Regions from separate parts of the Homo sapiens genome. Here region 2 is linked to region 1. The links are chromatin contacts, found by Hi-C or POLR2A ChIA-PET in ENCODE. All regions are on one chromosome and are shown on one strand. Each heading gives the region's core, a stretch centred on a gene start or an enhancer-like site at or near the end of the contact. The rest is flanking DNA. Distances are from core to core; before and after follow the strand shown.

The links. A loop is a pair of places that touch in the nucleus more often than their neighbours do. ChIA-PET counts read pairs that join two places held with the same protein, here RNA polymerase II (POLR2A). Pooled maps may share reads with other maps.
Region 2: a loop to region 1 is called in a pooled map, with 2.5 times the contacts of the local background. The contact joins the enhancer-like site here to the promoter of SNHG10 in region 1. A Hi-C loop is called at or near these places in 2 of 168 maps with a recorded cell type or tissue (IMR-90 and chondrocyte) and 1 of 50 pooled maps. POLR2A ChIA-PET finds 5 or more read pairs at or near these places in 1 of 52 experiments (activated CD8-positive, alpha-beta memory T cell).

What each region holds. Positions count from the first base shown.
Region 1 is chr14:95,529,404-95,536,121 of GRCh38, forward strand. SNHG10 (small nucleolar RNA host gene 10) reads right to left here and starts at 5,469. Exons shown (of 1, transcript NR_003138.3): 1 at 3,509-5,469. It overlaps GLRX5 (glutaredoxin 5), which reads left to right and starts at 5,647. Exons shown (of 2, transcript NM_016417.3): 1 at 5,647-5,981. The coding sequence starts at 5,687. It also overlaps SCARNA13. RefSeq lists enhancers at 4,077-4,866, 4,867-5,656, 4,920-5,379 and silencers at 5,520-5,809, 6,020-6,079.
Region 2 is chr14:95,208,390-95,215,057 of GRCh38, forward strand. It overlaps CLMN (calmin), which reads right to left. Exons shown (of 13, transcript NM_024734.4): 6 at 4,830-5,020; 7 at 2,297-2,490; 8 at 1,006-1,088. Among named protein-coding and RNA genes, the nearest start is that of DICER1-AS1, 54 kb to the left of the region's middle. RefSeq lists an enhancer at 3,597-3,646. Within about 2 kb of position 3,987, at least 4 of the 41 ENCODE cell types and tissues checked have a DNase peak (open chromatin) inside an H3K27ac peak, as active enhancers do.

The DNA of each region.
Region 1 (6,718 bases), core at 4,219-6,718:
AATTCTCAATACCACTTTCCGGGAGATATGATTCAGGCCCATGTCCTTGTTATTAAATAAGGCTTGCAACAGAATGAAATCCAACAGGTGTATGACTTTCAAGGCACGCAGCCGAGGAGCTTGGCCCTCAATGCGAGAAAGCAGCGTGGGGACAAGAGGAACATAGCTTTCAGAAACAGCAGGCTATAGGCTTAGATTTTTTTTTATTAGATTTTTGGTTTTCTGTGTGTTTGTCTGTTTTTTTGAGTTGGAGTCTCGCTCTGTTGCCCAGGCTGGAGTATGCAGTGAAGTGGCGAGATCTCAGCTCACTGCAACCTCCGCCTCCTGGGTTACAGCAATTCTCCTGCCTCAGTCTCCAAGCAGCTGGGATTACAGGTGCCCGCTACCACGTCCGGCTAATTTTTTGTATTTTTAGTAGAGATGGGGTTTCGCCATGTTGGCCAGGCTGGTCTTGAACTCCTGACCTTAGGTGATCTGCCCGCCTTGGCCTTCCAAAGTGCTGGGATTACAGATGTGAGCCACCACGTCCAGCTATTAGATCTCTGGATTGAACTTTTGTCATTTTAATTTACAAAGCCCAAAAATCATCTGTGTATCTAGTATATATGCAGAGCCAGCAAAGATAACTGGGATAGTTGATTTTCTACAGGACTTGTTGGTGATGCTATGAATCAGCAGGAAAACAGAAATTGCATGTGAAGGCAACAAAACTTAGAGACACAAGTGCTAATGTCTATCAACATATTATATTAGAAAAAAACATAATTTGGAGACCAAAATGTCTGAGAACTGTTATCCTAGGGTTAATGTATGCTTCGAATGAATTCATGTATACACACAAAAATTTAACAAAAAAGTACAATCTATGCAAGATGATAACATTTGGGGGTAAATATTTATGAGCAGAGAAAGTACACACAGATTTCTTACAACGCTGCAGCCTTTATATGAAGAAATTCTTCAATTATATACAAACTTCGGCAGACATCAATTTGGATTTTTCCAAAATCCAGAAAGGGGAAAATAGATGTGGAAAAATCTGAGGAAAATCAAAAAGAACTCAAGTACTCAGCGACGTTTAAGACCAGAACCCAGGACTACACCTCCACCCAAATTCCAGGACAAAACTGGGTTGTCATGGCATCTGGGCTTTTCATAAATGCTCACCTATCTCCCACGGTCTATTCTAGACTGAACTAACCAGATCTACAGCATGCCCTTTCTCTTCAGTGACCCAGTGACTCAGGGCAGGTGAAGGGAGCAGGACTTGTGTGACACAGTGGAGGCTGGCCTGCCTTCCTGTCTCCAAGATGTGGGCGGCAGGGATGAGCAAAGCCTCGGCCAAAGAAGTATTAATAAACCAGCTGCCTTGTCAGATAGAGGTAGTCGAAATCCAACAAGCATTTCTATCTCCACAATAGGGACTAGAAAAATTCTGAGGGCTGCATTTTGCTTCAGTTTCTTATACATTACATTATTTTTGGTGTTATCAGGGAATCCAGGTAGTTCCAGGGTTGCAGTGATGCTCTAAAACTACTAGATGATAGCTCAGTGCATCACAGAGGAAGCTTTCAGGTTCCAGCTCAGGTCAATAGAATCTGCTATTTTAGCTTAGGAATGCGTGGTGGTTCGGCCCCTTGTACAATCCAAGCAGCCATTTTGCCCTTAATATGACATTTGCAGAATGTTCTGGCCAGCTCAGATAGACACTTCTGTACCACACGTTCTCATGCAAACACACCCTCTCATTTTCTAAGAACAAACAAGAATGCAGCACTGAGCATAAAATGAACAGGGCCAGTGCGGCGGCTCACACCTGTAACCCTAGCACTTTGGGAGGGCAAGGCGGGAGGAGTATTCGAGACCAGGTGTTGGAGACCAGTCTGGGCAACCTACTGAGACCTCATCTTTTTAAAAAATAATTTTTTAAAAAAGTAAAGGTACAGAAACACTGACATGTGGAGTGCTCAGATAAAGCATCACCTTCAGTTCAATAATCTGAACTCTAGTTCTTCATTTGGGGCTGATAAACGGAAGAAGCTATCTCAGATATGTGGAGGTTTACACGATGAATTCAATGGCGAATTTGTTTTTGGAGAAGTGGATAGAAAACAGGAGTTCTACCAAATATAGTAAAGCCTTATCTATAAATAAACACAAGGAAGAAAAACATTTTTAGGATGCCTGAGTCAGCATGTTTACACGGCATGATTATTTAGTTTGGGGTTTAACCAATCCTGTGACTCAAATCCCAGGATTCTCAGAAGTTCCTGAGTACTTCCCACCCTCACCTCTTCACTAATGTTCACGAGGCAGGAAGCCATCACATGCTAAGACAGGCCATTTACTCAAAACACCCAAAACATCTGGTCATAGATGCAGACTGATGACAACTGTTTATTTAAGATGTATATTTTGTCATGTTTTCATCATAGGACTAAAGAGGAATCTCAAAACCAAAATGCCAAACTTTATGCAAAAGTCTGATACTTTGGACGAAGTATTTTGAATACTGTTTTCTTTGCTTCTTAAGATCACTGATGTTTGGTGCTAAGTATTTCACTATATTTTGGGTTGTTTTATTAAAAATTTAAATTTAGATGTATTGTTTCAATTTCTTTGGTTCAGATACATGATCTGTTTCCTGCCCTTGCTCATGCTATCAAAATAGCTCCTTGAAAGAGCACCAACATGCTTTTCCATATCCTTAGCATTTCACACACTGTATGTTCTTATCATATTCTACAAAAACACGGCAACTTCACTATGATTTAGCAAAACACAGGCTTTGTACTCTTCCTTCTCAAGGATTACTCTTAATCTTTAATGGCAGCTGCATTCTCAACTTAATACAACGTTCAACAAATAAAAAAGACAACTGCTTCTGAGCCCAATATTATACATTAGGTAAGGAACACGATACTCCTCATTACTGTTCTGTCTCAGGATATAAGTTTGCAAATTCTTCTCCTGATCTCAGTCAACATAAAAGCAGAATTACAGTTTAGAGTGGGCAATGAGAAAGGTGGAATCAAAATAGACACAGGGAAGGCCATAAAGAGTTCGCAAGCATAAATGCCTGATAGCAAAAACGATCACAGAAGATTCCAAAACCACAATCCTGCACAAAGGCCATCTCAATCTTACACAAAAAATACTTCTGCAATGCCTGCCGAGCACCTGCCTGTCCAACCTGGGACTGGTGTCACCTTTGTTACTGATCCTTGTAGTCAAAAATAATTATCTCAAAACAATTATGTAACCCTCCTCATTTTTCCTTTAAAGACCTTTGTCTTCCTCTATCTCCCAGGATACACACAGTTAACTATCGCATGCATTTTCTCATTGCAGTGCTCTATTCCTGAATAAATGCCATTTTCTTTTAGAGAGCCTCTCTCTGTTCGTTATTTAAGTTGACAGCAACAAACAGTTTAGGTTTTTGGCAACAAATCACCAATATTTACTTAAAAACAAACAAAACACTTACAACACAGGTAGGAACAACAGGTTATTTTGGAAAGAGTTTAATATATTCTCTATTGTTAAGTGCACCAGATGCTGGACTTCTGAAACAACAATTATGCTTCTGCATAATAGCTTTTTCTACATATTTCTGTTCATGTTGCTTGTTCCTCTGATTTACCTGGAATCAATGAATCTGAAAAACAAAAAGATTCTTTAAGCACCTGGTAAATTTCAGGTCCCACATTAGAAAATGAGCAATCATCAATAATATTGATGGGGGTGAAAATATGACATTGAGACTTTCGGGTAATGTGCCGAGTTTACTTTCATAGTTTACTAGGCTCAGGTTTCATGCCGAAGGATTATTTGAAAGACTCACTCACTGACATGATTTTCTGATTTTAAATTCGAACACTCTCAAAGCATAAACAGATCACCTCCAGCAACATTGTAAAAAAATACTCAAAGTTTAAAAAAAAAAAAGTAACTTGTGGCAGTACTTAGTGTTCAACAGAAAACACTCCATCTGCTAAACAATATCTCGACTGCAAAGCTTCTCTTACTGTTGGCGGATAGATAATGACATAGCCCAGTCATTATCACCGTGGCAACAGTGACCAGAAACTATCAGAGGAAAATTGCACATGGAACAGCTGGCTCTCGAGCAGGCATGCCTCAGCTTCCTCTGGAGTATGCTTTTTCTGCAAGTCTGGTGTGCTCGAGGGTACCACCAACCCTGTGCGGCTCCAAGACTACAGATTATGTAGCAAGTCCACTGGTCCTGCTCTTCCGGATTTATTCTTCCCGCCAATAGGAGCACTTACCACGTTCCAAGCATCGTCCTAGGCACTGAGGATACAGCAGTGAATAAAACTGAGTGCTGGGTAGGAAGTCAATAACCAAGCTAGTAAATAACTGTATATTGTCAAGCACTGGTAAGTACAAGGGAGAGCAGAGCAAGCAATGGGCCTGATGAGGCTTGCTTTGTCTCCTCTGCACTCCCACACTGCTTTGTATCTGCTTCTCATTTCTCACGATGGGTCCAAGCTTTGGGCACCAGGTCTCCCTGGACATTCCGCGCTGGCACTGCGCCTAGCACCCAGCGGCTGCTCAGGAAACGTTTGTCGAACGAACGAATTCACTTCTTAGTTCCCCATTCAACAAACCTTTCCTGATCCTAGGCCCAACAGGTTAAAAGGCTGGAGGGCCAACGAGGCTGGAAACTCAGAGGCGGCCGGGGGCGGTGGCTCACGCCTGTAATCCCAGCACTTTAAGAGGCCGAGGCAGGAGGATCCCTTGAAGCCAGGAGTTCGAGACCAGCCTGGGCAAAAAAGTGAGACATCGACCCCCCGCCCCCGCCGCCAATTCCGTCTCTACAAAAAGGAAGAAAAAAAAAAAAAACCCAGAGGAAATCACACAGGCAAAAGCGCTTTACAAATTTTAAAAATGAAAACTGTTCTAGAGAAATAATCGCGCGCCGGAGGCGGAAGCCCCAGAGCCTCAGCTCCCACGTGGCGGCGGAGCCAGGGAAAGTCCAGGAGCCAAGGCTACGGCCCGAGCGCTGGAACCCCGGTCAGGCTCCGGCTCCCCGCCACGACGAACTGCATGCGGCCGCGGCGCTCCGGAGGCGCCCGGGGACGCTCACCTAAGCTGGGAGAGGCGGATACCCGCCCGGCCTAGCCCCGCTACCTCCCAAGAGACCAACACGACAAGCGCGCGCCCACCGCATTGCCATGGCAATTCAACCGCCGCTGACACCGGAACCGGAAACTTCATCAGGAGGTGACCCCTTCCCGGCGTTCCGCGGAACGGGCGAGTCCCGCGCCTCTCCCAGTTGTCTCGGCGTAGTCCAGCTGGCCTCATTGGCTCACAGGAGGAAAGTCGTCTTCCCTCTTGTTTTGCCTCTCGTTGCCCTGCAAGCGTGACCCTGATGGACATCCAGTCTCTCCAATTAACTAACAAAGCGGTTGCCGACGACCAATAGTAAGGCAGTAGGATGAGGCTCCGGCATAAGGCCCACCTCCTACCTGCCGGGCGGGACGAGCAACATGATTGGTGGAATCGAGTAATTACTGATCAGTATTGTCCAATCACGGAGGGCAGTTTAGAGCCGGCCCAATGAGGGCCTCCAGGGGGCGGGTCGGACTGCCGCGGGCCGGGGAGCGCTCTGGGTGGCCAGCTGTGGGCCCGGGCCGTCGTGGGCTCCGGCTTGCGTGCGGAGATGAGCGGGTCCCTCGGCCGAGCTGCGGCGGCTCTGCTCCGCTGGGGGCGCGGCGCGGGCGGCGGTGGCCTTTGGGGTCCGGGCGTGCGGGCGGCGGGCTCGGGCGCGGGCGGCGGCGGCTCGGCGGAGCAGTTGGACGCGCTGGTGAAGAAGGACAAGGTGGTGGTCTTCCTCAAGGGGACGCCGGAGCAGCCCCAGTGCGGCTTCAGCAACGCCGTGGTGCAGATCCTGCGGCTGCACGGCGTCCGCGATTACGCGGCCTACAACGTGCTGGACGACCCGGAGCTCCGACAAGGTCAGGCCAGTGTGCCGGGCAGGCGCCCTCCGCCCCGGGCCCAGGAGCATCGCTGCACGAGGCCGAGGGGTTCCGCCGCGCCGGGCTGGGGAGCGGGGCTCCATCCGCCGGGGTCTGTCTGAAGGTTCGAGCCGGGTTAGGGCGAGGAGTACTGCCCTGGAGTAGAGTCTGGGCTGAGGGTGTAGTTGATTTCACTGGGTCTTGAGGATCTGGGGCTCTGTACTGTTGCCAACTTGAGCAGTAGGTAAAGTCCTAAAGGTTCACTTATCCTCACTTCGAGCTAATATAGGCGTTTCGGGGCGATTTGTCAATGACTGACTCGGAGGAGGGTGGCCCGCTGCCTGACTGCTCTGCACGGTTAGGAAACTCATAGTAAGGACCCACTGTGAGATAGGTACTTTCGCGGACACTTTGGGGAGGTTGGAAGCCATTGGCCTACTCGTGGGTAAGGTCTAGGGCTGTCGATGGTGGGGAGAGGGCTGAGGTTGCCCTTGAGGCTAGTGAGGTCGGAGGCTGATCTCGCTTGGCTCACGGCTCAGGGTGTCAAGCATCATCCTCTGTGGTTGCTACAAGCAAAGGGTTGGGACAGCTGTCGGCTGACCTTAGTCGGGATCTATGTTGTCGGGGAAGAGTCATGACATTTGGCTTTAGATACTCAAGCACAGGGCTGAATTTATGTGGGCCAGGGCTTGGAGAGGTTTGTGGGGAAAAGAAGCAGCCCTGGCTCCTGGGCCCTG
Region 2 (6,668 bases), core at 2,737-5,236, 320 kb before region 1:
CTTCTAAAAGGTCTGATTCTGTGCCCAAAAAAACTCTCACCAAGTATAATCTGGAATTCTGAAAATAAAAAGGCAAACTTTTCAATGATCATTGTCTTTTATGATTTGTAACATTGATAAAAATCTGGTAGATGCTAACATATTCCATCTGACATGTAAAAAATCAAGAAGCAGATCCGTTTTATAAGAAAGCGTCTTTCATAATCTTAATAAAGTTTGTCATGGGAAGAGGTCTGTGACAGGCGTCAGTTTCCATCCTGCTTTGAAACTTAATGCACGTTACATGTAAATAGTTCCCCCCTTATTTGCGGTTTTTCTTTCTGAGGTTTCAGTCACCCATGGTCAACTGTGGTCTGAAAAGATTAAATGGAAAATTCCAGAAATAAACAATTCCTAAGTTTCAAATGGAGTGCTGTTCTGAGTAGTGGGATGAAATCTCTCACCATCCTGCTCTGTCCTGCCTGGGACGTGACTCGTTCCTTTGTCTAGCACATCCATGCCATCTCTGCCACCCATCTGTCACTCACTCAGTAGCTGTCTGGATGATCAGAGATCAGCCACCACGATATCAAAGTGCTTGTGTTCACATAGCCCTTATTTTACTTAAGAATGGCCCCAAACTGCAAAAGTAATGATGTCGGCCCATGGTTATAATTGTTCTATGTAACTATTAGTTGTTGTTAATCTCTTTCTGTGCCTAATTTATTAATTAAACTTTATCATAGATACATATGTATAGGAAAAAAGTGGTATATATAGGGTTCGGTACTATCCGAAGTTTCAAGCATCGACTGGGGGTCTTGAACTGTATCCCCCGCATATGAGGGGGACAACTATCATTCTGAAATTAAAACATGGTAAGGCCGTGCTCAAGGGACTTGGGAGCAACTGGCGATTTTGACTGCTAGTTACACAGAGCAACGCTGCCCACGTCCCTGCTTCGTCTGATGGCCAGCGGATGGAAATGTATGGTGTCGGAATTAAAGGTAAGAAAAGCAAACATACGGCTTCCAACTCCGGAAAACGTTCTAGAAACTGTGCCACGTAAGTCATGATAGACTGCTCGTCTGGTGTGTCAACCATGATGTCTGTCGAGAGAGACACAGGAATTAGCAGGAGATACAAACACACACGCTTTCAATAGTATTCCCGGATGCCTGATGGTGAAGAATCCCACAGATTATTGAAGGTTTTTTCTCTTTATTTTCCACTTGAGGAACTTTAGGCTCAAAGGTGGTGAATCATTTAACTGAAATCTCACAGCTGGCTGATGAACAGAGAAGCAAGGATATAGAATTTAGGGCTTCTTATTCCCAAAATTCTGTCCCTTCTTCCTTGCTGTTTTAGTCCCTTCCACAGTAAGCAGCCAGCTCGCTGCTGGCTCCATGGGCAAGGACGGTGAACCAGGCAGCCTACATATGGTATACGGAGTCCTACGTTAGCCTAACCCACGTGGAAGGCAACTTCACAGAGATAGCCAAACCCTTTAAACAGGTATGGGCTCTCCCCCTCTGTCATTCTGCTAATGAAACCTGGTCCTTAAGGAAATAATCTGGGATGCACGTTGAGCTTTATTTACTAAGATGTTCACTGCGGTGTTGTTATATCTAAAAGGAAATATTTCAGAAACAACCTCAATGTCTACCAGTAGTGGAAGAGCTAAGTACATTTTTTTTTTTTGGAGACAGAGTCTGGCTCTGTCGCCCAGGCTGGAGTGCAGTGGCACGATCTCAGCTCACTGCAACTTCCACCTCCCGGACTCAAGTGATTCTCCTGCCTCAGTCTCCCGAGTAGCTGGGATTACAGACTGCGCCACCACGCCCAGCTAATTTTTGTATTATTAGTGGAGATGGGGTTTCACCATGTTGGCCAGGCTGGTCTCGAACTCCTGACCTCAGGTGATCCACCTGCCTCGGCCTCCCAAAGTGCTGGGATTATAGGCGTGAGCCACCACGCCCAGCCACTAAGTACATTTTAGTATGCCCACTAGATGAATTATTATGCAGCCAATAAAAATATATAATACATTATAGAAGTATGTAAAATACTTATGATATAATGTTAAATAAAAAGTACAAAATTATATATATACAGTAAATGATAACAATTATGTAAAAATATAATTAGAGGCATATAAAATATCGGAAAAATATCCATATGATCTGAGTGGTAGAAATATAGGAGAAAAAATCTTCTTCATTAGATTTTTCTGTATTTTCCAGATTTTCCACATGGGACAGCAAGTGGTACATTTGTAAAAAAAAATTATTAGAAAGAAAGAGAGAACCACTGCTACCTTCTGGCTCCAGGAGCCTGGGGATGTGCAGGGCATCCTGTGCGATGCTGAAAGCCTTCTCTAGATTTTCTCGTGTGGAATTTTCCAGGGCCTGTTTCATGTCCACCAGGCTGGGGTCAATGGCCTTGATCACCGCCAGGAAAGCCAGCCCACTCCTCCAACTGCCCGCAAAGTCCTGCACCGCCACGCCATACCTGAAGGAAAAACAGCAGCGGCGGCCAGGATGCTGGTTAGTAAACAGACTCAAAGGTGCAAGGTCAGCATGCAGCAGCCGCGTGAGTTTTTGAGTGGGGCAGAGCTGCCGACCTCGCCAGGTGAAGACGCCTTCATCCCTGAGCATGGGAGAGCTGCCCTGAACCACTCACATTTCCATTTCCAGCCAAATGGAATAGGAGGGTATACACTGAACAAAGAGGCAAAATAGGACCCTGGGTTCCCCAATTCCCAGACACATAAAGGACCAACTGTATAGACCATTCCTTGTATCAGTGACATTGAAAACATAACATGGAATGTGCTGTGCCATAAAAATGGAACCAGAAAGACACAAGTTTGTACCTCAGCTGTCCCCTCTATGCTTCTAGTGCCATGGCCTTGGGCAAGTCACCTACCTCTCTGAGCCTCAAACTCCACACAGTGAACTTGCTGGGGCTTTTGTGGGGAAAGTCGAGCCTGGCCCCAGAAGAACGGCCAAGTCATAGGGTCAACCTAATATACAACGTTGGGAGCCCAAGAAAGCCACTCACTAATGACAGCTACTATTATCAGTAATAGAAATAAAAGCACCATTGTAAAAGTGAGGGGCAGAGAGCTTTCACTCTATTTTGTAGAATGGAGGCTACCTCAACTTTTTAAAAGTAAAAGTGAAGGACAAAAGAGGAGAGAATCTTGCCAGGCACTAATTTCCTGTAGAATCTATCCTGAGACTCCACCAATCTCTCAACCGTGGTCAATAAACGCTCTTAAAAAAAAAAAAAAAAACCAAAAACAACCAAGTACCTTTTTATTTGGAAATCATTTAAGACCCAAAAGAAGTTGAAACACAGTACAGAGAGTCTCTACTCTTTCCCCAGCTTCCTCCAGTGACAGCATCTTATGCTACCAGGGTGCGTTATCCAAACCAGAACACCAATACTGGTCCAAGACAATTATTAATCAAGCTATAGACTGCATTTGAATTTCACATTTTCACAGGTGTTACTTTTCATGGCGGTGGTGTACAGATTAATGTAACCACCACAATAGAGAAACAGAACTGTCCTATCACCCCAAGACACTTCCTCTCCCATACATCACACCCCCCTTCTACCCTAACCCCTGACAATGAACTTTTTTTTGGTTGATATTTATGTAAACAACATTTAATGGTGGTTCACATTTGTCAATTTCAATCTACCACGCTTGATCTCTCAATCAAAACTCTGAAGATCCAACCTCTCTTCCCTCTTTTATTTCCACACACAGGGGATAAAGGAATCAATATTTGTGAAGTGCTTAATATGGGCTGGCACTGTGCAAGGTGCTCTTTCATGGATTTTATTTAATTTCACCTAATTGTCCTGGAAGGCAGTGTGTGATAGGATACTATTTGCAGTTGGGGCTTGGAAAGGTAAATGATTCACCAGGATCTCAACCAGTCTGTACGCTGAGGAGCTGGGGCGGCCCCGAGTTGGTTTGGTTTCCACCACACTGGTCTGGCATTTGTGCCCATGGTCCAGGGGCTGTGGGCCTGCTGCTGGTAAAAAGGCCTGATACAAAACTGCTAAAATCACTCTGCTGCCGGTGTGGGGTGAAACAGGGCCGGAACTTGGCTCCAGTTCCCGTCTCGATTTTGGAAGGTCCGACCTAACTTTGAGTATGTTACAGCCTTTATTATTACTATTTTTAAAGTAGGTACAGACTCTGGAAGATACCCTGAAGCTTAAATGCACACAAGTCATTAGAATCCAAGAGACATGCCCATGTTGAGAGGCAACATGATGAAGGCTCCTCTGATCTGTATTCAAATCTTATCAGCTTTGTGCAAACCAAACATTCTGCAAACTGCATTTTGTGTGTACTGCAAAACCAGAAAAATGCAGGGTTTCCTGTTCTGACATTCTTTTTTTTTTTTTTTTTGAGATGTTGTCTCGCTCTGTTGCCCAGGCTGGAATGCAGTGGAGTGAACTCGGCTCACTGCAAGCTCCGCCTCCCAGGTTCACGCCATTCTCCTGCCTCAGCCTCCCGAGTAGCTGGGACTACAGGTGCCCGCCACCACGCCCGGCTAATTTTGTTTGTATTGTTTAGTAGAGACAGGGTTTCACCGTGTTAGCCAGGATGGTCTTGATCCCTGACCTGGTGATCCACTCGCCTCGGCCTCCCAAAGTGCTGGGATTACAGGCATGAGCCACCGCGCCTGCCCCCTGTTCTGATATTCTATATGAAGCAATGGGCACATACATAACTGGCACCTTAATAAATACTAATTCTCCTTTCCTCTGCCTGAAAGCAGCTAGTTAAATGAAGTAGTGTGGGGAGAGGGGCTGCGGCTTACTTTCTCGTTTTCCTCTGCACCCACGCCAACAGGGCCTTGATAGCCTTCCTCTGGTCTTTCACCGATATTGCCACGCTCCTCTCTGCAGTGGGTGTGGGTGGGAAGGATGAGTCTGAGTCTGTGCCCCCTGAGCCAGGGGACAAGCTGGAAGATGGAGAGTTTCTGCTGAGGTTGCCTGTGAGCTCCTTAATCTGGAAGGAAAATGGCATTTCAGACCCCAGCAACAGACCCACCCTCTCAGCAAGCCCCTTGTCTGGCGGGTGGCCATATGGACCATGGCTGGAGGGACCGGCTCAGGCAGGATTGCTTCTCTGAATGCAGAGAAACCCTTTCTGATGGCTGTGGCAGGGGACAGGCAGTACTTGTGATGGCCTGTCCGTTTCTTGTGGCTTGTGGTACACGTAATTACACTCTATAGGGAGGACCGTCTTTTCCTGGAGTCTCTCCAGCTCCAGCCAGCACTTCACACCAGGTCTTCCTGACCCAACTCTGCCGCCCCTTTCCTCTCACCGCCCATCACTCCCAGACTTCACTGAGCTCTTTCAAGCCCCATTGCTTCTGCTCATCCTGCCCTTGCTGCCTCGATGTCCCTTCCCTCCATCAGTGAACTCCTCTCATGAGGACTTCTGTAAGATATGCAGAACCCTAGGCTCTACCCCAGAGCTACTGGAATCAGAATCTGTTTCAATACCACCCTCAGGCAATTCACACACACAGTAGGTTACGTCTAACTTAGTTTGAAAGATGAGTAGGAGGTCTAGCGCACTCCTACTCATCCTTCAAAACCCAGCTCTGGTGTCACTTCTTCCAGGAAGTTTTCCTTACTGCACTCCCCCATCTGAGCTAGCTGCCCCTGCTTGGAGCTCTTGCATCACCTTCTACCATATAGGATTGACTTGTCTGTGATCCTAAAGGGTCATGAGGGCAGGGCCTTTTACTTTCAGCACCTGGCATCTTGGAGAAACTCAATAGACATTTGTTAAATAAATAAATGAAGCCCTACGGTGGTGGATTTAAGGTCTTGACTTTTACCACATCTTCGGGATGTTTCCAGAATCTCTGAGGAAGTTTAATAACAGGTAGCAGTAATTGAAGCATATGTATAACACATGGTGGCTGCTGCTGCTTTTTTTTTTTTTTTTTTTTTTTGAGACAGGATCTCATTCTGTTGCCCAGGCTGGAGTGCAGTGGCATGATCATGTCTCACTATAGCCTTGAACTCTCAGGTTCAAGTAATCCTCCAAACTCAGCCTTCCAAGTTGCTGGGATTACAGGCACACACCACCATGCCTGGCTAATTTTGTTTGTTTTTTGTAGAGATGGGGTCTTGCTCTGTTTCCAGGGCTGATGTTGGAACTCCTGGGCTCAAGCGACCCTGCCGCCATGGCCTCCCAAAGTTCTGGGATTATATGCGTGAGCCACTGTGCCCAGCCCACATGGCTTCTTTTGATGCTCACCACCTATTATGACCACTGCTCCCATTTCACAGACATGGAAACTGAGGCTCTGAGAGAGACAGTATTTTTTTTTTTTTAAGTTCATGGTTCACTCAGAACAGGAACTATTGTCTCCAGACCTTGTTTGTGCTCATGCTTCTCTGAAATGCAGGCATTGCGCCAAAATCCAAGCAAATCATGCCCGTGTGGATCACTTTCACTCTTGGGAGGGTAATCGAACAGTGAACCACAAGTTTCTATTCCAAAAGCGGGTGGGCTCTAGAAAATGAGATACCAGCTCTCTCCTTCTGACAGGGAAATGAACTTGAGCACAATTTAAAATGTCATCTTCTGATGGGTTGATGGGTGCGGCAAACCACCATGGCACGTGTATACCTATGTA